3 separate regions of the Homo sapiens genome follow, and regions 2 and 3 are each linked to region 1. A link is a loop called in an ENCODE intact Hi-C map of the cell type or tissue named here. Cell type or tissue: PC-3. All regions are shown on one strand.

Region 1 (8,000 bases):
TCAGCCTGTATTGCTACCGCCACCTACATGTCTCGGTCACTCTAGAGAAAGTCTGAATTTTTGCTTAAAGAGTCATCTTTTCCAGGAGAATCACCTTAAGAAAACCCTCTTCAGCATTAGAATTTCTTAGGTTTAACAGAAGAAGAAAAAAGGAGAGAAAGAAAGAAGTGAGAGAGGGAGAAAGACTGTGTGTGCCGAGCTACGAAATCCAAGGGTGATAAATGGAAGAAAAGTTCACGGGGTGATAATTGGGGTGAAGGGATGATCAAATTTTGTCAAATTGCCTTTCTATGTGGAGTTTTAGAATGGAATTCAAGTAGCGTTTAGCCAGTGATGACTGAGCCAGCCACTTCCATGTACGCTGCCTTAATTCCTCTTCCTCAATCCCTGTGTGGTATATAACCTTGGCTCAACACTGCAAAGGAGACAACAGAGGTTCAGAGACACTTTATAGTTCATTCAAGGGCATACTGATGATGGCAAGTATCTGTATCTGAGTCAGGCCTGAAACTTGTTCCTCCCAATTCCAAACTGGTGCATTTCCCATACCATCTGCTCTCATGATGGGACCCTCCCTTGCTGCAGAAGCTCAAGGGCTAGCTCATTTCTCAACCATCTGCTCACATAGTGCCTAGGAGAAGTACTCCAATCCCTTCCCACGGGGGAGAAGACTTCTTTGTGGAAGAATAGCCCTCCAGTGTAAAGACAGTCCACTCTGCTGCAACTGGGAAGCCCTATCTGGTATCTTTCTTATCTTTGGATGGCAATGGATTTGTGGGATGGGGAGAGAATGGCAAAAGCTGGGGTGGAAAGATGAGTAGGTGATCTGTGGGGGGACTTGTGTGCCAATGGTGATCCTGTTCATTCATCCATGAGCCACTGAAGAGCTTACAGCAGGAGTGGTACAAATCTTGATTTTTATTTATTTAAGAAAAGCCATTGTTGGCCACGAGAAGGGTGGGCCACAGGTAGGACTGCTGGCATGAGACTTGGTCACATCAGTTTATTATTGTTTCATCATCCTGTCAAGGGATTGAAGCTCCTTCTCTTTAGCAAATGGAGGGGTGAGATTTCCAGGGGAGACGTTTCCCTGCCATCACCCCTTGATCTGTTTGAAAAACCAGACAGGTGAGCTTAAAAGGAACCACCTGCATACTCTTTAAAGAAAGTTCCTCTTATATTCCTCTAGAGTAGAAGCCCAAAACTCTAGTTACTTCATGGAAATGTCTTTCCTTGTGGTTTTCCAGACAGTTTTGGCTGATGCCCAGCCTTCTGAGTAGGTAAAATAATTTTCTGGAAAGTATCCGAATGATTCAGCACATCCACTGAGTTTCTAGTCAGGAGTCTGGCCCTGTCCCTGGTGATGGAGCTTCTGTTTTTGATTCTCCCCTTTTACTGGTCGGCACCAAATTCCCCCTGGTTGACACCTTAAATGCCAGTTCAAATGCTGCCCTCTGATACTTTCTTTTCAGAATCAAGGCTCAATTCCAAACAAGTTCCTGTTTAAAGAACAGACAAGAAAGAGCATATTGAGGCAAAGAGGTTAGAACTGAGATGTGGAGAGGGGAAAGAATGAAAAATAAATAAATAAAAAGAGGAAAAAGGGAGGTGAAAGAGGCTGAGATCCGGCTACCAGCCCAGACCCCAGACTTGCATGGCTGGGCGCCCAAGGACACCGCACCTGTAGACTCCGGAGGCAAATCCAAAGTGACTCTCTCCTCAAAGCATTGTGCACCCTGGATTTTCCATTCATAAATGCTAAAATGGCCATTGCCTACCCTGCACCTAGGATTTCAACCTGGAACTTTTCACACCCTCTGTGCATTTCCTGGAGACCCTTCCCATCATCCACATGATCTGTAGGAGCACCACGGTCCTTCAGTTCTGCCAGCTAAGCTGCTCTTGAATTCGCCTTCATCCAGATGGACTTTTTCAGAAGGCCTCCTTGGCCTGGGCAGCCGCAGCCTCCAGCATTGCTCCTTTCTCTCTGCAGCAGGAGTGATCTTTCCAGGATGTTTATCTGTATCTGTCAGGTGGCTGTTCCGCCCCTGCTTAAAATTCTCCAGCAGGACTTCAGAGTTGCCAGGGTGAAATGCAGAGCCACTGGCTCACCCTCCCTGGTCTGATCCTGTGCATGTCTTCTAAACTTATCTCTGGCACCATGGCCATGTGAAATAGTCGTTCCAGCATTTCCTTAAGCATATATTTTTAATCTTCTTTTGCCTCCTATTCCCTCTATTTGAAATGTCACCCACACCACTTCCCCATTAATAGCTGCTTTTCTGTCTTGCTAGCTCCTACACATTTGCACATCACCTGGACATTATCGGCACCTCAAAGCCTCTCCTGGCGTTGTTCCTTCCAGAGTGAGGTGCCCCTGTCGGTTCTCCCATAAAACCATGGGTTGCACTGCATGTAGCTCTCTGGACTCTGATCATTGATTTACTTTCCTTTCTCCCTTAGTCACCTTTGAGTTCCACGTGCTGTCGGCCCATCTCAAACTCATGACACAATTGTTGACACATAGATGGTAGCCAGTGCTTGTCAACTAAAGAAGAGAATGGGAAAGGAAGAAGACAAAAGTGACCAAAGAAAAAAAACAGGTAAACTCAGTGCTGATGTTAAAAAATCAAAAGATGTTGTGCTGCCTTGAGAAGGTTTTTGCACACTTAAATATGGGTCAAATATTAGCATGTCAAAAAAGGAGAGGCACACAATGTTACCAGACCCCTTTCCTCCCTGGGCTGCGTAGGAACAGTGGTAACCTCAGCCTTCACAGAGAGAGACATCTTCCTGGAATAACCTGCATGTCAGGGCGGTATGCGGTATCCTACCCACGCCTGGGTGCTGCGTTAGCCTCCTGTTTCCTGTCTGCCCACTCACATTTGATTTGACCTCTTTCTCACCAGAAAAGCTATATTCTCTCACAACATATGTTTTTTTTTTTAATTCTACCCATCCTTCTAAGATGTTCGCATCTCTCTTTAACATTTGTCAAAATGGCTTCACCTCATGACTTTATTTTGCAAATTCACTTATTTAGAGGCTTGTTAAAACAGACCTGCCCTTGCAATTTAGGGATGCAGCCACCAGGTGGCAGGATGGTGCTCAAACTGCAGGATGCAGGCTTTCCCTGAATTCCTCAGGATTCAGGTTTCCAGTCAATGCAAGAAGCCCTTCTTCCGTCCCTTCAGGATCAGCCTGCTCTCTGCAGGGCGCTTCCAGGGACAAGGCCTCATGAGGACAGCCCACTCCATAAACAGGTAAATCTTGGGAGTAGAGATACTCTGGAGCAGGTCAACAATATTTACTGTGCAAATGCCAGGGACCCAGCATTTGATAAGAGCTGCAGATAAAAAAGATGCTGAAGAGGTTCTCTTAAGAGGAAATCTCATTTTAAGAGCTCACATCACCTAAAATGTTTTCCTTTAACTCAGGTGGAATGCTGCCTTGATCAAGTGCAGTCTCCTTCCCAGCTCTGCAATGCAAGCGCACCCTGGACCCTGACTTCCCCATCCTCCTTTTATGCAGTCTCAAACTGATGTGTCATCGCTCCACAGTCCCTCAAGCCCCCAAGCTTCTCCCTCCTGCCTAGCTCCTTCCCTGGCCCCCAAAGAAGGCTGACAGGAGAAACTAAACTGAAATAAAGAGGCCATGGTAGCTCTGTTTCCTAAGATGTTTTGTTCTTTTTCTACCCATAAGGGAATGATTCAAAATGTCCCTCCACCTGGGTCCAACCGGTTTGCCTGAAGTTAATTCACTCACCAGCTGTTAAGGCTGCTTCTGTCCTTGGGTGAAATTTGGCTGGCTCACCCACTCTTCGGAGCTACAACTGGGCCTGGCCTCATTAGAAGCCATGTGGCCTCTGTAGCTGGCACCGTGGCTGTCCCCCGAGTCAGCCGGGATTGCATCAGCTCCTCTGATGGCCAGAAGCAGATTTCACATTTTTTCCTCTCTCGAATGTGTGCTGTCTTCTTGCTGCGTTCTGATTTAGCTTCCTATCTCTGAGACACATATTTAGCTCTCGTCTCATTTGCAGAGGTACTGTCATGCTTTTGAACGATGTGGTCTTACTTTTCCAGCTGTTCCATGTCACCAAACCAACATTCTTTGGGGTTACACTTGTGGGGAATTGTCTTCCAAAAGACTATCTTTCTATTTCAAGTTTTGCCTAAGCATCTCCAGCAGACATTATCAATGAGGTAATTTTTGGCAAACTTAAGAGCGTGATCCTGCGTAACAGATGCTTAGGAGAGCACTGACAACTCACACAAGATGATTACCATTCCACTGGCTTGACCCTCCTAGGTTGAGAGCACAAGGGGGAGGGTTTTTTTGATAGAATTGATGAGACTCAAAAAGATCTGATTTTGGTCTTTCAATGTCAGTGGATACCACTCAGGATGTGTTGAACTGGGGAGGGGAGCTGGCCTGCACTAAACACATACCACACGTCCAGCACTCCGTAAGGTAGGCTCAGCTATTTTCAAGGTAAACCTGTAAGCATTCTGTTATTATGCCTTTTAAAAGATGTGAAACTGAAGATCTGAGTCTAAGAAATGTTTAGCCAATGCTGCACAGATCGTAGAGGTTCAAAGCAGGCTATAATTCAAGGTCTTTCTGTATCCAAAGCTTGTGCTCCTCAAAAGCAGTACAATTCCTTTCTAAATTAACTTTGATTTCTTTTTTCTGATTATAAAAGCAAAAGTTGCTAATGTAAAAAAAAAAATGGAAAAATACATAAAAATGTAAACAGAGACCTCAAATCACTTTTAATTCATTAACATTTTGTTATTTTTTTCTTTCCGTACTGGTTTTTCTAGATAACTAATTAGACAGATGAGACAGACAGACAGACAGATGGCCCATAGTATCTTTAACCATTTCTCTATTGTGGTTCTAGTTACATATGTCAAACTGACTTCTAAAAATAAATGAGCAGCAATTCATAGCAGTATATGAGTATATCTATCTCATATCAGAAGAGGCAATAATGTAGTAACTTCTATGGCTTTGGTTTCCCTTCTAAGAGAAATTGACATCTTATTCCTTTAATTACATTACTAACCAGATTGAACAATTTTCAATTTGGTTATTTTTCGTATTTATTTCCATATTTACTTTTCAATAAAAAGTAAATTTTTTAAATTTTCCCTATTAGAGGTTAGATATTTCTTTATTCAGAATTACAGATCTCTTTTCTCATTTTATGGCAAACACATCCATGTTTGTTTTATACAGATCTATAATTCTTTCTTCCTGGCTTTAGAAATGAAAGCTAACTTTTCTTACTTTGGGAAATAATGCCTAACTAACTTCAGGCTAGTCTTTGGGCTAATAGGGAATTCCTACAAGTGCCAGTCTGCAAATGAAAATGAATTCTAGCCAAGTTATTATCATTTTGACCTTTAATTACATGTGTCCTTCTTCTCCCTCCTTTGAAGACCAAATTAAAAAACAAAGCAAAACAAAACAAAACACTTGGTTTTTGTATATCTCCTAAATCTGACAAGCAATTTTTGGCTTCCTCATAAGTTTCTGTTGCTGTTATTCTCCACAGAATTTTTAAAGATATAGTATATAAGGAAAACAATTTTTGTTTGCTTTTAGACACTGTGGTTAATTTTTAAAATTTAGACATTTAAAACTCCTTAAGTAACTGATTTTTGACATTTATTTGTGTCCCGCCAGTTGCTTAGAAGATTAAAACATTCTTTGGAGAAACTCTGTACCCTTTTAAAGATTGTTAATGATATAAAATTTAATATTTATGGTTACTAGTAATCAATCAATACATATTCTTTGAGTTAATGACTGAACTATTCTTTTTTTCCCTCTTCACCTACCCAAATCTTAACCACTTTTCTAGGCTCAGGCTAACCTCCTTGCCCACCCCTACTAGGCTATACAGAAAGTCCTCACCCTTCTTAGAAGCCATATTGTCCTGTTAAATCTCCCTTGGCACAAAGCGAAACTCACTCCAAATATTACTAAACTTTCCATGTGTTTATATTTTATTTTTTCAACTAGCTTCATTAAGTGTGCATCCATTCAATTCAATTTATTGAATGCTTTATTAAGCTTCACTTAAATAAGATTTTGTAAAATTATGTAATTTTTACATACTTGTAAACATACACACATGATATCTTTATTCCAAAAGAGATGATAAGTGGAGGAAATGGGGAGAGTGGGTGCCCTGGTGGTGTGTTTGAGTTGACTTGCACCAGCCTGCAAGAGCCTAGGGTTAAATTTTCAGCAATTTTGTAATTTGGTTGTTAAACACAGTCATTATTAAAAATCAAGTGTACTATTATAACTTCTCTGTCCAACTTTGCCTTCAGTGACATCATGTTGGTAGCTTGAAATTGAGCATGGTAGAAATATTTATAAAACAGAAATTGGCAAACACTGTAAAACAAAACTTGATTTAATGCTCTGTTGATTGACTAGACTTAAGAAAGTATTGCAGAAAATGTCAGTAATGCAGATTAAACCTAATAGTGTGCTGTGCATGTAGCTACTACATTGTGTATAGCAAAAGATATTGAAGAAATATTCTTCCTGTATTTGAATACCATTATCCAATTAGACAAAAAGTTCCTCACATCATTGAACAAAGGGTGAAATTCCGATATACATAGCAATGAACCAGAAACAGACTTTGATTTACTAAATGTATAATAGTTTGTATGAGAATGAGAACTAGTTTAACAATAGATCACATATTGGACTTAATGATAACAAATTTAATGAGGAAAGAGCAGAAAGGGATTCAGTTTCAATTATCAAATCATAACTGAATTGTAACCATAGGTTGGCTACAGATACTGCAGCTTGGCAAAAATCAGTGAAAGTATTCTGTAAGAATTAATTGCTTATGTAAAATTTGCAATAAAGAGTATTGTGTATTTTATTATTTGTAAATTGTGTGATATACATCCTTTATATGAGTAAAGTTTATAATGACATTATATACATGTATATATATTCTAGCAATTTTTATTTGGCGAGCTTGTTGTTAAATATTTACCTGCAAATCACTGTGTGCGTTCTTCATTGTAAAATGCAATCATAGTTGATTTTGAACAAGGGAATGTAGAGCCCTAGCTACGTTATGGGCATTATCTCCCCACTTTTCCTAGAGATGTATCCTCTCCTATTACTTTATAAAATATATGTAGCTTAACTTTTGTTTTCTGGGGGGTAAGGGCATTCAGAATATCCCCATCTCTGCTCTGCCTGTAAAATACCTATACATGCTTTATCTTTTTTTATATCATAAAGCATACAACTAACATATGCTTCTTAAAAAGACACCAGGAAAAAACACTTAAGCTTCATAACTATCAGTGAGACCCCCAAAATAGCATCTTTCAATTTTCCCTACTGCAGTTCTCTAGCTTAGAAATTCCCATACCTCCAGTGCTGACTCTGGTAACTGTCCTCTCCACTAGAAATCCCATAGTGTAGAGTCCCATTCCAAAACAAAAGATACCTAAGGAAAAAAATAAATTTAGATTTTTAAATAAATAAATCAGGACTCATGAAAGCTGCTTCTCAATTTTACATACCCATAACGTTGCCCACTTTGCCCTCAAAGGATGATGATTATTTTGTCTTCAGGAAGATGATCCTTCTGTCTGAAGCTCTTTTGCCTGTTTGTGGTATTTAATGTTGACCCCGCCGTCTACATCTCTGGGTTAAGTCATGGAGGAAGGAAGCCCTGTGTGTGGACAAGGTGCCTGGCTCTGGTGACCTTCTCCATCATCACGTGATCTCACCTATAAACACAGCATCCCAAAGAAGATGACAAATTAAAAAAAAGAAAAAAAGCTTATCTGAATGACCTTCAATCAAAGTCTTCCTCAAGATCTCACTTCCTCTTCTCTACTCTCAAAACCTGAGCCCTAATTTTTTCCTCTAAACCTAAAAAGATACCCAGTTTTGATTGCTAAAATGTTTCCAACACAAGTAAAATAATTCGACTTAATGGATAG
Region 2 (8,000 bases), 550 kb after region 1:
TGATGGACACCTAGCAAAATTCACAGTGCCTTGATCTGTCCTGGGAGTACAGATGAGGGCAGAGTAATTAAAGAAATTCCACTTTGCAGTTAAGGAATTTATTCCCTGAACCCAAAGATTTGAGCAAAATAACATAGGGGTATCACTAACCTTCTTGTATAGGGCGCTTTCTATTTCTGATGGAGGTGAATTGCCTTTCCTGCATGGAGGGGCAGTGGTTGCAGCAGAATTGAATGAGAAATAGCGAGACTGAGATCTGGCCTCCATTAGCCACAAAACTAGCTTGAAAAATGTGTTTTCCAAGTTTTCCTGACCACTCTAGGCTTGTCTGAAAATAAGGCTGTTGAACTAATTTGGGAATGAAATTGGGACTATGTAGCCCCGTGATGTCACTTCTCTCTCCTATGCCCTTGACAGGCATTGATAATTAAGATCAAAACTCTTGTCTACTTAAGTGGGATCAGGCTTCAGGATCCTACACAGGACAGCACTCCAAACAACCCCTAACACTGATCACGGTGCCTCACGGGATAAGACATCCGATTACCTCTGACAGCCAAGTTCCCTCTAGCCGTGAAGCTGTGTCCATCTGAAAGCAGGACCAAGTATGAATTCACCTCATCTATTATGAATAAATCCTTAGTTAACATGTGTTAGACATTTGCTGTATATAAGGATGTATACTCATTTTCTCCTTTATTCCTCATAACAGCCCCATCAAGTAGATAGTGTTATAAATTCTATTTCTCAGATTCAGAAGATGCAGCTTGGAAAGATGAGATGACTAATTAAGGTTACACAGCTGGCTCCAGATTCAGAATTTTAGCCCTGTTTTGGGGATGTGGAGTTTGAGCCAGTCAACCGAGACAACCTCCATCTTCTAGGAAAAATGTATCTGTTCCCTCTGAGGAATCCTGAGCACCTAGTACTTTTTAATTAACAAATATTCTGATTTCTCTTCCCCTTGATAAAAATGAGGTCTCTGTCCTGGTGTGTTGCAGATGCCACAGCCCTACCTTAGTGGGCCTGGCTTGCATGTTAAGAATGAGCCACCTAATGCATGTGGGGCTTAAAACCAACATGACGGGTTGATGGGTGCACCAAACCACCATGGCACATGTATGCCTATGTAACAAACCGGCACGTTCCAAACCACCATGGCACATGTATGCCTATGTAACAAACCGGCACGTTCCAAACCACCATGGCACATGTATGCCTATGTAACAAACCGGCACGTTGTAAACCACCATAACACATGTATGCCTACGTAACAAACCGGCACGTTCCAAACCACCATGGCACATGTATGCCTATGTAACAAACCGGCACGTTCCAAACCACCATGGCACATGTATGCCTATGTAACAAACCGGCACGTTGTAAACCACCATAACACATGTATGCCTATGTAACAAACCGGCACGTTCCAAACCACCATGGCACATGTATGCCTATGTAACAAACCAGCACGTTCCAAACCACCATGGCACATGTATGCCTACGTAACAAACCGGCACGTTCCAAACCACCATGGCACATGTATGCCTATGTAACAAACCGGCACGTTGTAAACCACCATAACACATGTATGCCTACGTAACAAACCGGCACGTTGTAAACCACCATAACACATGTATGCCTACGTAACAAACCGGCACGTTCCAAACCACCATGGCACATGTATGCCTATGTAACAAACCGGCACGTCCCAAACCACCATGGCACATGTATGCCTATGTAACAAACCGGCACGATCCAAACCACCATGGCACATGTATGCCTACGTAACAAACCGGCACGTTCCAAACCACCATGGCACATGTATGCCTATGTAACAAACCGGCACGTTCCAAACCACCATGGCACATGTATGCCTACGTAACAAACCGGCACGTTCCAAACCACCATGGCACATGTATGCCTATGTAACAAACCGGCACGTTCCAAACCACCATAACACATGTATGCCTACGTAACAAACCGGCACGTTCCAAACCACCATGGCACATGTATGCCTATGTAACAAACCGGCACGTTCCAAACCACCATGGCACATGTATGCCTACGTAACAAACCGGCACGTTCCAAACCACCATAACACATGTATGCCTACGTAACAAACCGGCATGTTCCAAACCACCAGGGCACATGTATGCCTACGTAACAAACCGGCACGTTCTGCATATGTATCCCGGAACTTAAAGTAAAATAAAAAAATTTAAAAAAAGAATAAGCCACTCTGCTAAACAGCAACCCCAAATCCCAACCCAGCCCTCAGTACAGGCCTTGCTGGGGATGAGAGACGCTGCTTGAGAAGATGATGGATCATGCTGTATGCCCATCTGGTCTCCAGCTCCAGGCTCTCCCAATTTTTCTTCATTTCTTTTGTTTTCTCTATTCAGATGTGAACACACTGTACTTAAATTCTATGGCCATGTGCTAAGCTGTATGTTAGCATGTCAAGGCCCAATTTACTGACATAGCAGTTTTCCTGTGTACCTAAAGGTATACAAATTCTGACTTCTTATTTGTATTTCATGATGTTTGAACTTTAAGTGAATGACCATGTTTGCAAAGAACAAAGCACATTTTGAAATATAGTTTTGAATCTCGAAACCATTACCACCTTTCCCAGTGGTGTTGGCCCAGCCACACCAAATGCCCTGGCCACAAGGGAATCTAAATTGGGTTCACTTAACAATGCTGTATTCTGCATAGAGAACTGGGAGAAGTCATGTTTACATCCACCACATTATCCCTGTGGTCCAAGCTATACCAGATACATAGAAGAAACAGTGGGGCCTAGCAAAAGATGGCTTTCCTTCTAGCTCCACCACTCATGACCTGAGTGTCCTTGGGCAAACCACGTAATCCTGTGAGCTCCAGCATACAAGCTTCTTGCTGAAAGTGTCCTCAGGAGAGCTAATCCTGGAGCGCCAGACACCAGCACGTGCACAGCAAAATTCCCTGTGTTCCCCTGAGGCTTGTGGTCCAGGAGACAAGGAGGGGATTCGGTCACTGCTCCTCTACATCCTTGTGAGGCCAGGACAGCAGCCCTGGGGCTGCAGGATGGATGAGATCATGAGTGATTGCAGATTGGGACCAGTCCCACGGTCTCTCTTCCCAAGGGATGGGTGCTGAAAGTCCTGGGCTCAGCGTTTAAAGACACGCTGATAATTTACAGCCTTTTATGAGGTTTCACATTCATTTTGGAATTTCTTTTGCCAAGTTTGAATCTCATGTTGGGCCTTTTCTCTTTTGGGTAAAAATATCTCTGGGCTGGCCCGGGCCCTGGAAGCAGCAGGGTTTTCTGCTACAACAGTGACACCTGCTGTTGAGGACAAAGTGGGTGATTTCTCAAAGACAATTCTCTGTAGGGCCAAGATTACTTTCATATTTCCAACATCTGGAAGGAGAAATCAATTCATTTTGCAGGGAATAAGTACTGCTGTGCTGAACAAGCAAAAAATCAAATGAGAGGCCAGGGATAGGAAGAAATAAATAAAAGGAAAGAAAATGTCTGCTTGGTTGAGAAACAAAGAAATCAAAGACCCCCCTGGCTTGGCACAAAGCAGCCTGGTCATGGGTCTGCCCTGCCAGAAAAGACTAAACAACAGGTGGCCCTCTCCACCCAGGACTCTGAGAAGTCAGAGCTGTCCCTGGGCACCTCCGTCGAAACACAGGACACTGAGACCAGGCATCCTTAGAGCAGAGTCTGTCCACAATGAAGCTGGCACCTGCAGATGGAACTGCTGAGGTCCTGTCACCATGGGGTGCGGGGAGTGAGAAATGAGAAATGGCCTCACTCTTCTGTCTGCCCTGCATTGTGAAAAAGAATCCTGTTTGCTCCAGGCTCACCAGAGTTCACCTGACATTGCAGACACGTTCAACAACATAGCTCCCTGATTCCTTTAACGCCCTAGAAATTCAAACAGGAAACATTTGGCATCTACGCCTATTTCCCATTTGCCCTGTATCTTAGGAAACAATTCTATCACTACTATTTTAATTCACCTTAACTTTTAAATAAGGCAGGATTTGAAGTTTCTGCAATATTTCAACTTCTTATCGTATAGATTTTTTTTTAAGGTAATCTTTGAAACGACCTGTTTTCCAGGTAGTCATGGAAATACTTCCAAAATGACTATTTTGGGGTTCCAAAAATATTTTCTCACCTGTATGTATATAAGGTTCAGCTTTCATTTTGACCCTGATAAGGAATCCATCAATTACATGCCACTAATACCTAAAAAGGAAGAGTCGTCGTTTGGTGGCAGGAGTGACAGTCCTGCTGGGAGGGGCAGAGCACTGTCTGCAGCTGGGTGACCTGGGAGATGTCTTCACCTCTCCAAGTTGAGTCATTGTTCTGTGTGCATCAAGTCAAGAAATCAGTATAACTCAAGAGTTTTTAAACTTTTAAAGAAATCTGTTGAATCTGTTTTGCATATACAAAACACAGTCCTGCATAGAAGTCTAATTATAAAATTATTTATAATACTTTTATATTTTATATATTTATTATATAATATATTATATAGTATTCTAATATATCATATATAATAATATATATTATTATATATTATATATTTTTGTATTTTTATAATAATTTTATAATAATAAAATATAAGATGAGGGTCCCTACTTTCCCCCAAAGCAGCCTTGAAGACTCCCTGGCAGCATGGAGACCGTCGGGGGGCAGTTTGCCAAGCACAGGGCAAGCCGCCCTGATCCCCAGCCCACGGAGCTTTCAAGCTCCAGCACCCCACATCTGCATCTCAGCTACAGAATGAGGGTGCCTCGGCCTGCTGGGCTCCTTCACAGTCACTGTGAGGATCAAGGGTGACTGCTCATCTGAGAAAGCATTGATTAATGCAAAAAGATAAACTAATATTGCACTGTTTAAAAGGAAAATAATAATTTTACTTCTGTAGGTCTCTCCTTTCACGACTATAAAATAAGAGCTTTTGATTAGGAGAAAATCATTAATAAAACATTGTTATCTTCAGGCAATATGTTAAACACAGTCATTTTCTTTGCTTCTTACATCGGCTTGCTGTGACATACATCTTCAGCTCCATTTTTTGGTTGAAGAAACAGGCCCAGGGGGATTTTGGAAGTCAGCTAGCAGCACACAGCAAGGCTGGTTCTCACGGCAAGGCTGATTCCCGTGTTCCTGCGATTCCTAGTGAGTGCTCCATGAGTCCCTGATCCCACACACTCCCCCCATGCTAGCCCAGAGCTCTGTAATTCTGCCATTCTCTGAAACTTTGTGCTCACATTCTTACAGTGGAGAGTCGTAGCTTTGCACATGGATGTAAAACCGATAAACTGCGATTCCAACATACCACAGCACTCCCCTCTCAGGCTCGCATCCATAAAATATGAGCATCCCTAATAAACAGCAGCTGTACCACAGAGCGGGCTGTGTCTTCAGGCAGAGTCTCTTCAAGGTGTTTCTGGCACATCTACCTGGGCTGTCTTGACTCCTCTACCCCAGACGTGTGGTTCTAGTCAGTGTCTGCTGGAATCGCATAGGAACCTGCTCGCATTCCCTGGTACGCCTGGACTAGCTGTTACAGGGAGACTTCATTTTTTGCCCCCATATCAGATTCTCCCCCCTCATTCATTTTAATTTCATTGATTTGCCCCTTATCACTTAATACATTTTCCTCCTTATTGGCATCTGGGCTGAAGGCTGCAACACAAACAGCAAAAGACCAAATCAAGATTTAAAAAAAAAAAAAAAAAGAGCAAAATATTCCCATTTCAGATGGAGGAGCAGATGGGGCTCTTGGCACTTCAGAGGATTTAAATTGACCCTCTGCACCAAGCTAGGGGAAGACAGACTGTCACTGCTGACGAGTAGGCACTAAGGAGACATGCTTTCCCTCTGAATATGCAGTAGCATTTTGGAGTTCTTTTTCCCTCTGCAGTGTAGGATGAGAAGGAGCCATAGGATGGATTCAGACTCTATTGGAACCTGAAAATGCAGCTGGGGAACAAAGACAGCCCTGGGCGCAGACTCTGCTCTTCCCCATTCCAGCTTTGTGTTATGGACCTGTCTATCTCTGACTCTCCGTTTTGTCATTTGAAGATGGGATTACAGCCACCTGCCTCTTGGCATGATTGCATGATATAAGATAAATGCATGGGAAAGTGCCCAGCTCAGTGCCCTGCACATAGTAGGTGTTCAATAAATTTGTCTTCATTTTCTTTTTTTTCTTCATATGTGTCAAGAGATGTGAATTTTTTGGAAACTCTTTCTTCACAACTTTCTCTTTTCACAGCTGGTAAAGACAAGGACCAGGTGGGGAGCTCTGACCTTCCCTTGGATGACATTTATAAAATACGCTCTGTCTATTCATAGGACAAGTGTGATCAGCATTTGAGACAGGAGAGCCTTATTTTAAACAGGTTGCGGGCTCGCCTGCAAATCTTCAAAATATGGGAATCTTGGACAACCCTGAGTCACAAATCTTGAAGCTGTCCTCCTGTTCAGTTATCAGAATATGCTCCAAATCTCTCTGTCTATTCATTTGCAGCTATTCCAAGCACTGACTTCTTTTGATTGGTGTAAACTGTTCATTTCAATAATTAAAAAACGGCTTCAAACAATCAAACTCTTTGTGCCTGTTACTAAAAAAAAATTGCATAAAACAAGAGTACCTAAATTGGTGAAAAGATGATTATACAATACTTCAAAATCGAAGAAAAGAAATCCATTGAGAGATTTATACATGAAAGTGTTTATTCTGAGGAAGATTATAAAGGAAGAAACGGGAAGAAGAATGGGGGCACAAAGAGGAAAAGCAATGACAATGAAAGAAGATGGAGAAATGTTGTGTGCAAGCTCTCTTTGAGCTTTTTGCCAGACACTTACACTTCTCTGTTTCAAACCTTTCATGGGAACCCCATTGCCCACAAAATGAATTCAACCTCTAAGGTACAGCACATAGGGACTTTTCTGATTGGTTTTGTCCTGACTGTTCTCAATTAATTCTTGATTATCTCTTGCATGCTCCTCTACTGATACTTCACCTCACCAAACAATCCCATTCCCCAGATTATGCCCAGCGTAGCTGACACATGGACTGTGCTCAGTGTCTGTTGTTTATCCAAAAATAAATAAATAAAAATGGTTGTATGTTAAATTCAATTGTTTATTAAGGCCATAGAAAATCTTAGAAATTGGAACCCCCACTTACTTCTGAAAGCAGTAGTCACAAGAGAAAATAAAAAAAGAAAGGCTAATTAGACTCCCAGACAGAGCATGCACTCCAGCCCAAGTGCTCCACCCTGAGTAGTGAAACAACACTCCTCTGTCCAGGCGGGATACCAGGTGTTGACAAGATGGAGAAATTGAACCAGAGTCTCTAGATTTAGAGGTAGCTGGTAAAGAAGAGAGAAAAGATAAAGTATGAGGCTGAAGACACAGGAAATAAATAAGTCATCATAACAAAGAGGAAGTCTTCCCAACCTCCTTCTTTCCTTGGGTCTCAGCACACCCCAGGCAGGCGATGAGAGAATTGTTCTGGAGAATGGAAGAGCCCAACATGTAAGATACAGTCCTAGGGCACCATCCTGTCTATCCCAAGCAACATGACTCTAAGTGAAGCTTGCCAATTAATAAGCCACACATACACATAGACCTTCCAATCAGCTTTTTAGTATTTGAGTTTTTAAGCAGAAAACCAAGCAGCACTAGCCATTTGAGGAAAGCCTCCAACATGAAAGACAAATCAAAATGTAAGAGCAGAGAAAAAGAAAATGGAGGCAATACAATAAGTAGAAAAACAACTTTTAAAAATAGATTTAATATCCCCAAGGAGATAAGATACTGTATTCATGAAACAAGAACAGAATGCTATGAAAATCAAACAATAAGAGAACCAAAGAGCTCTATATTAAAATAGAGTTTTTATAGAAATTAAAACTATAATAGATAAAATTTAAAACACAAGGAAAGGGCTGGAAGCTAAGTTTGAGAAACCCTCCTG
Region 3 (8,000 bases), 570 kb after region 1:
AAGAGCACCAAGCCCTGTATGTTTAACAGATTTCTAACAAATCTTTGAGAAACAGATTACTTGAATATTAAATGTTTCTGTGAACAGGAGACATAAAAGGAGGAGGAGGAGGAGACAGGAGGAAGAGGGAGAAGGGAGAAGGGGAGGAAAAGTTCCAAATGCTTTTGTAAAGCTAGCAACACATAAAACTGAAACCCAATGAAGAGGCAAGAAGAAGAAATCTGTGGGTCACCTGCACTTTTAAATAATTATATTAAATTTCTTGATATATATTAGCAAATACAATCCAATCCCATCCAAAGACAACCACCATAGGCAGGTGGAGTTCCTCCCAGAAATGCAAGGTGATTTGATATTAGAAAACCTACCAATACAATTTACCATTTGAGTGGACACAAAGGTAAATCTGTGTAATCCTTCTGTAAGAGCAGGAAAACTCTTTGATAAAATCACAGATCTATTCTTGATTTAAAACTCTTACTGCAATAGAGATGGACAAGAGTGTACATTTTTTTTTCTATTCACAAACTTTTAATTTTAGACCTTTCTTAGACTGGAAAAAAAGATCTCCCAGAGGAAAATCTCACCTACTTGCTGGGCAGTGCAGGCAATAGTGACAGTCAGCCACCATGCTGCTCTTCATCCAAGGTATACATGTGACATGGTGCTTAGATTTGCAGCTTTCACAAATATATTAACCTTTTGTTTAATAAGGCATAAGCAGGTGAAAGATTTGAAATTGTTAATAGGAAAATGGTTATAATTATTATGGAGATGAAAGAAGAGGTAACTTAAAATGAAATTGGGAGAAAATAGGCAACATTTTGCATGCAGATAGGATAAATCTCTCAAAATCATCAGGCATGATTCTGGAGGACAAAGAATGAATAACCCATATGTGAAAAATACATAAGCAATGGATAATAATCAGGCAGAGATGAAGAAAAGTTAGTAGTCCCATTTTTAAATGTACTAGCCTGCTGTGATTTCAGAAGAAAGCTAGGAATGTTTCCAGAATTCAAAGGCCACAGATGATTTCATGGGCCTAGTACCCTTTTAAGTTCAGTATGACTGAGGTATAAAGTGGGCAAGAATTCACCTACTGTATTAGTCCGATTTCACGCTACTATAAAGAAATACCCCAAACTGCGTAATTTATAAACAAAGGAGGTTTAATTGACTCACAGTTCTGCATGGCTGGGGAGGCCTCAGGAAACTTACAGTCATGGTGGAAGGCAAAGGGGAAGCAAGAACGTTTCTCACATGGTGGCAGGAGAGAGAAGAGTGAGTGAAGGAGGAACTTGCCAAACACTTATAAACAATCAGATCCCCTGAGAACTCACTCACTATCATGAGAACAGCATAGGGGAAACCACCCCCATGATCCAATCACCTCCCACCAGGTTCCTCCCTCAGCACCTGGGGATTACAATTCAAGAGGAGATTTGGGTGGGGACAAAAAGCCTAACCATATCACCTATATGGTAGCTAGTAAAAACCTCACAGCAATGCTCATCGAGGAAATAGATTTTCAAGGTAAGTAAAATGGTCCTATATGGAAAATAAAGCCCAAGGGCATATATTTTATGTATATTCTTTTTAAAGCTTTAAAATGAAATCATCTTCCTATTTGGTGGAAATATATCTAGGGAATACAAACTTAATAAATAAATGGGCTTACATTTTATCAAACCGCAGGGCTCTATATTAGCAACTTTAGAGAAGAAAGTAAGTCTTGTTCAGCTCTGACTCTCTTACCCTGTTTCTTGCCCAGTGCTTCACATAGCAGCAGGTTACAGAAGAGTTCTGTGAACCGTCCGAAGAATTAAGTCACCCACTTATTAACAGCTGCATCTACAGAGCTCTCTATGGTTGCAGAATACTTTTTCCATCGCTATCTCCATCTGGCCTACAGGAGAGCCTTGTGAGAGGGCATAGAAAGGTGACAGTCCTGCTTTAATAATAAGAAACGTGGACAAAGGCATGAAGTGAATCACCCAAGACCACCCGGCTGGTTAATGGCACAGACCCAGAAGCAAAACCTAAGGTCTTCTCACTTTTTCCTTCCAATTTCCAGTTGACTACAAGACTGCACACTGCCCCTTGATCCCAACCTAGTGGCTGGGCCAAGCCCCTCAGCGTGAGAATGGTCTGGAATCACTCATGTTGCTGGGCCAGAAATTTTTTACTTGTGATAAGACTTTGCTTTGCAGTGCAAAAGTCTCACCCTTAAGATAAATAACCAAATATCTCTGACACCTTTTACTGAATAGCATCTGGCATTTGATAAGTGCCAGATTAAGTGTCTTTGCTGAAGTGTATGCGACCTGTACATGTAACAAAATTGCACCTGTACTCCACAGATGTAAATTTTTAAGAAATTAATGGAAAAAATAAAAAATGAGTTCTCTCAACACAAAGAAATGATAAATGTTGGAGACGATGGATAAGCTAATTAACCTTGTCTGATCCCTACACATTATATGTATTGAAACATCACTATGTATCCTGTGAATATTTACAATTATTTATCCATTAAAAAATAAAATTAGAATAAAAAGAGAAACAAAACAAAGACTAAAAAATAGAGGTCTTCTTGTTATCCAAGTGTGGATTGGCGATCAGGTTAGATATTAAGACAGTATACTAATCATAAGAAATACTAAGCCCAACTTTGTTTTTCAATTAATGGCATCCTTAATGAATTTGTGTTATTATCCATATTTTATGGGTGTGGAGCACATAACTTGAGCAAGAAACTCCACCTGAACCTACAGGTCAGCGAGGTAGAAGTTGCCCAAGGTCTCATAGGCATTAAATGTCAAAGGCAATGAGAACAGAAATCCTAGCTCAAATAGCCCATCCAAGGATTAAATGGTATAAATTACTAAAAACACTTTTCTAGGAGAAATTTCGATACTTGCTTTATTTTTCTCTTATTCTCATCATCCTGGAGGATAGGGCAAAGATAAAAACGTTCCTGGTGAGGCCCTTGAGAATCAGTGTGGCTGAGTGGCACGCCTGGGCTGCATGCAGATGACTGGCAGAACAGGGGCCAGAACCACCTGCTAGGAGGATGTGCCTTTGGGGGCTCCTTCTCTTTCTACTATGAAGAAAGGAGTCTATAAGGAGAAATTGTCTGAGTTAAAGCAAATCTCCTGTCCTTAAGAACAAATGCAGACTCTTGAGTCCTGCATTTAAGGACTCCCAAGATGAAGGCTGAAGCTGATGTGATGGGGGCCTCTTGAATCGGGTGAGTCCATCTGGGATGTAGGAAGAAATAGACCAGAGTGCATGGGATGGGGAGCTAGGGGGTGCTTCTCCACACCCCAGGGCAGCCTGTGGCCCCTCCCACTGGCTGTGATGCCTGCTGGGCCCAGGGCAGGACAAGTGGCTCCAGAGCTCTGGTGGAGGACGGTGGGGCACATAAGGCCAGCTGGGCTGGCTGTAGCCACGTGGTCTTTCTGAAACTGCACACCTGCTTTCTCTGTCTAAGCTGCCCTGTCTAATTCTGGTTAATCTCACGGTGGAGAGAGGGAGGGAGAAAATCACAAGTTGAAGAAGGCTGAGTAGGCATAGGGTGGAAGAGCTCAAGGCAGACACAAAAATCCATCACTCACACGCAAAACAAAAAGACCCAAACCAAAACAAACAACAAACAAAATGGTAACAAAAGACAGCAAAGCACGCGCACCTAGAAACTGGTTAAACGCGGTGCTCGCGCGCCACCTGCTGACCGAATCGTGGCGCTGCATGCTGGCCGTCCCTTCCTGCCCCTTAGCCTCGGCGTCCTGCGCACTTCAGCATCCCCAACCAATCTGGCGGCACTCAGGATCCTCCAAGTCCAATCCAGTTGCCAGAAAGTCTTTCTAAATCATAGAAATTTAAATTTCACTCCCAATTTTAAATCTGCCAGTGGTCTCCATTTCATATAGGGGCCAGTTCAAATTCCTTAAGCATGGCTCACAAGGACATCAAACTGTTAGGTCAGTAGCTGGTCAGGCAGAGCAGGACAGAGAGGGCCCCCACCCCACCATGAGGGGCGGGCGACCATCAGGTGGTGGTCAGGCGGTTGGTTAGCTGTCTCTCTAAAATAATAATTGTTTGCAGCCGGCGCCAGGGAACGGCATCTCCCAATAGATAGAAACACCTGAAGCCCGCAGCTTTCAGATAGATCTCCTCCGGCGTGAGGTGAGTGGGCTCAACACATGCGCACTAAGAGGCAAAATGGCAGAGTGTGAGTGGCATATGACCTCCTAGGGACATTCGGCTGGTAAGGGAAGAACGCCTCAAGGGAGCATGGGTACGACTCCAGTAAACACACTGCGCATGCGCCCCTCCCAAGCGCCAGCAGCCCACCATGCATGCGTGCAGTCCACCCCAAGGGGAGAATCAGGGGAGAAGGGACGCAAGACCCCGGAGGCATGCCAACATATAAAACCCCAAGTCAAAGGGTCAAACCCTGCACTAGTCCTTCAAGTCTCCTGCTTGGCCCTCTTCCAAGTGTACTTTCCTTCTTTTCATTCCTGCTCTAAAGCTTTTTAAGAAACCTCCACTCCTGCTCAGAAACTTGCCTCAGTCTCTCCCTTGCCTAATGCTCCTCAGATGAGTTCTTTCTTCCGAGGAGGCAAGGAATGAGGTTGCTGCAGACTGGTCCGGAGTTGCTGCTGCTAACATACTTTGGTGCCCTGTGACTCAGAGACCTTCCGCTGCTAACAAAACCTGGCCCCAGTCTGTGCCTCCTAAATGGCTTACCCCAGGGTCCTTTTGCTAAACCACCATGCCTCTCTCTAGGGTCGGTTCAAAGCCACCTCCCTCCTTCTCCTTGGAGGAAAGCTTGTCCTCCCCGGCCTTTTCCAGCCCTGTGCCCCATTCTGGGGACTCCATGCCTAGTACCTGGCCCCTTTCCTGCCTCATCATCCTGCTAATCTCTGAGATCCTACAGGGAAGTATCTTATTTATTCCTCAGAACAGGGAACACAGTGCCTGAAACATCAGAAGCTTCCCATCCAATGTCTCAATATTTGCTAAGTAAATGCTGAGGCTTTTACCAGCTAAAAATTCAAAGGTTTTCAATCGTTGGATGTCTTTCACGGGAAAAAGTGATGGTGAAGAGCCAGGATCTGCCGCTCACTTAAAATTCACCACGTGGGCCGGGCACGGTGGCTCACGCCTGTAATCCCGGCACTTTGGGAGGCTGAGATGGGTGGATCACTTGAGGTCAGGCGGTCAAGACATGCCTGGCAAACATGGTGAAACCCTGTCTCTACTAAAAATACAAAAATTAGCTGGGCATGGTGGCACATGCCTGTGATCCCAGCTACTCAGGTGGCTGAGGCGGGAGAATCACTTGGACTCAGGAGGCGGAGGTTGCAGTGAGACAAGATCGTGCCACTGCACTCCAGCCTGGGTGACAGAGCAACACTTTGTCTCAAAAAAAAAAAAATTACCACTTGGACTTAGGAGACGCTTCCTCCTGAGCCCTGTGTATGAGGTGACCAGCTGCCCCCAGATATTCTACTGCCCCGTCTGGGGAATCTACTGACCGGCACAGAAGAGGCACCAAACACCTGCTCATACCCGGGAAGGATAAGGCAGCATGAAGCGAAGTTCTATTTGACAGGCCCTGCCACCCCCAGGACAGCCTTAATAGTGTGTGTCCCTGAGCAATGTTTCCCCCCCAGCCTCCTCTCCCTGCAGCAGGGCCCTGCCCTCCCTCCTCACAGGGTTTCTTTGCTCATTGAGCTTGTCTCCTCTTTGCCCCACCCAAATGCACTCATCTCCATCCATGAAACTAAATGCTTTCACATGGAAAAATTCAGATAGGTCTCAAAGTATAAACTAATCTTCCCAGAGCTATGTTGCCAACCCAGGTGTCTCCCCTGAAGCCTAGAATCTGAGTCAACTGGTCACTTTTCCACTTGGATATTCTGCAGCACCTTGAACTCCCTGGGGCAAACCTACACTTGCCAGTTTCCTGCTCCCTTAAAATACGCTCCATCTTCTGAGTCCTGCACACCAAGTGGAGGCCCCACCATCGTCCAGGTGCCCAGGACAGAAATGTGGGATTCATCATCAGTTAGTCACTATGTCCCACTGATTCTGCCTTCTAAGTGTATCCTGAAAGAACACACTTCCTTCCGTCACACAACCCCCTACTCAGGCCACTGGTATCTGCTCTGGATTATTGCTCAGCATCTATGTTAGTGTCACCGGCAGCGAATCCGTATCTTACGGGTCTGCAGCAACCTCAATTCTTGCCTCCTCAGAAGAAAGAATTCAACTGAGGGGCATAAGGCAGAAGGAGAGAACAAGGCAAGTTTTAGAGCAGGAGTGAAAGTTGATTAAAAAGCTTTAGAGCAGGAACACAAGGAAGGAAAGTACACTTGGAAGAGGCCCAAGCAGGTAACTTGAAGGACAAGTGCAGGGTTTGACCTTTTGACTTGGGCTTGTATATGTTGGCATGCTTCCGGGGTCTTGTGTCCCTTCTCCCGATTCATCCCTTGGGGCGGGCTGTCTGCACGCACAGTGGCCTGCCAGCAGTTGGGAGTGGAGCGTGTGCTATGTGTTTCCTGGAGCTGTATGCATGCTTATTTGAGGCATTCTTTCCTTACCAGACTAGCATTCCTACAGGAAGGTCATACAACAGTTAAACTCCATCACTTTGCCTCTTAATGCACATGCTTGAGCTCACTCGCCCACTTCCTGAGATCTTATTGGGAAGCTGCTGATCACCAGTTTTAGGTGTTTTCTTTTTATTTGGAGACGGCCTTTCCCTGGTGCCAGCTGTGACCAATTATTACTTTAGCGAGACACTTTACAACCGCCTGACCGTCACCTGACCGTCACCAGACACTCCTGGTGTGTGGGTGGGGAGCCCTCCCCTGCCCTGCTCATGCCTGACTAGCTACCTACTGTAACATTAGGACACGGCAGATGCAGTGATCAGAACCCTCAAGCCGCTGAGGTGAGCTTGTTGGACCCCCGTTCCAGAGACAGTGAGAGTTCCAAGCTCTCCCCCACATTTCCCTCCTGCAAATTTCTCTCAGCTGTGGTGGTCCTTCTTTTTCAGATTCACCTTGCGTTTCCCTCCATGCCACTCCAGGCCCTTCACCAGGCTGTGCTGCTGAGCATGTATGCACACACACACACACACGCACACACATACACGGACACACACGCAGGCACACACATGCACACATACACGTAACAACTAGGAAATGGGCACATCGAGGAACACGTCCCCACCGTCGCCTCCTCTCTCCCCTGCTTTCCTGTTTCTGGCTCAGGCCAGTGATTCCTCTCTAGGCCTCCTGGGGTGGGGGTGAAGGAACCAGTCTCAGTACCCAGTTTAAGTGCGCTCAACAAAGAAAAATTATTCCGAAAATCTAATAATGCTCCACAGAGGAGCCTGCCAGGTTTTATCCAGTTCCAAGAAAACAATGAGCATTAACATAAAATACAATTTCCTTGAACAGACACTCTGAATTGCCCACCGTGGGTTCCTATCCATTGTCCACATGCCTGCAGGTGCATAGAAGTTTGTGGAACATTTTACAAGATACTGGCCTCACTCTGCTGCTGCAAGGAGCATCTGCAGGAGCCCATTAGCCTTGGGTGATGCTCCCAGAGCCCATGACACTGTCCTCCCAAGGCTGTCCTCCCAGTCCAAGAAGGATGCCTGCACTCCGTCCTGCTCACTCCTGTCCATTCCTGACCTGACGTGAGACAGAGAACAGAAGGATAAATACAGAGAAGGTTATAAGGACTTCCAGGATCCACACACTATTTGGAATCCATTTCAGAAGTGCAGAACCTGAGATATACATGAAATACTCCTTTCAGCTCAATTAGCTCTACTCTCTCTTTAAAAATGTTTGCTAATGGGGTAGATCCAAAGTATTCACACCACGCAAAAAAGAAAGAAAAGAAAAGGAAGAGAGAGAAAGAGAGAATGAGGGAGGGGAAGGAAGGAAGGAAGGAAGGGGTACCTGTGAGGC

The links. Hi-C counts contacts between places; a loop is a spot of excess contacts. Peaks named below come from ENCODE experiments on the same cell type or tissue, not always from the same donor. Only the 100,000 strongest peaks of a DNase experiment are listed, where the experiment ranks them.
Region 2: a loop joins it to region 1, with 13 times the contacts of the local background. A loop is called at or near these places in 4 of 110 quality-filtered maps.
Region 3: a loop joins it to region 1, with 6 times the contacts of the local background. A loop is called at or near these places in 15 of 110 quality-filtered maps.

What each region holds. Positions count from the first base shown.
Region 1 is chr2:7,667,345-7,675,344 of GRCh38, reverse strand. LOC101929510 (a long non-coding RNA gene) reads right to left here. Exons shown (of 5, transcript XR_007088657.1): 3 at 7,575-7,784; 4 at 7,421-7,498; 5 at 889-1,499. LOC107985848 (a long non-coding RNA gene) reads left to right here and starts at 3,060. Exons shown (of 2, transcript XR_001739272.2): 1 at 3,060-3,263; 2 at 3,438-3,674. RefSeq lists a silencer at 2,973-3,267. In PC-3, a CTCF peak has its summit at 3,074 (motif pointing right); DNase peaks (open chromatin) are centred at 1,264 and 3,104; H3K27ac peaks cover 1,103 bases.
Region 2 is chr2:7,114,543-7,122,542 of GRCh38, reverse strand. No RefSeq gene overlaps it. Among named protein-coding and RNA genes, the nearest start is that of GRASLND, 200 kb to the right of the region's middle. In PC-3, a CTCF peak has its summit at 3,320 (motif pointing left); no DNase peak of the experiment used is centred here.
Region 3 is chr2:7,093,163-7,101,162 of GRCh38, reverse strand. No RefSeq gene overlaps it. Among named protein-coding and RNA genes, the nearest start is that of GRASLND, 180 kb to the right of the region's middle. RefSeq lists an enhancer at 3,528-3,657. In PC-3, CTCF peaks have their summits at 3,513 and 3,726 (motif pointing left); a DNase peak (open chromatin) is centred at 3,732; H3K4me3 peaks cover 688 bases.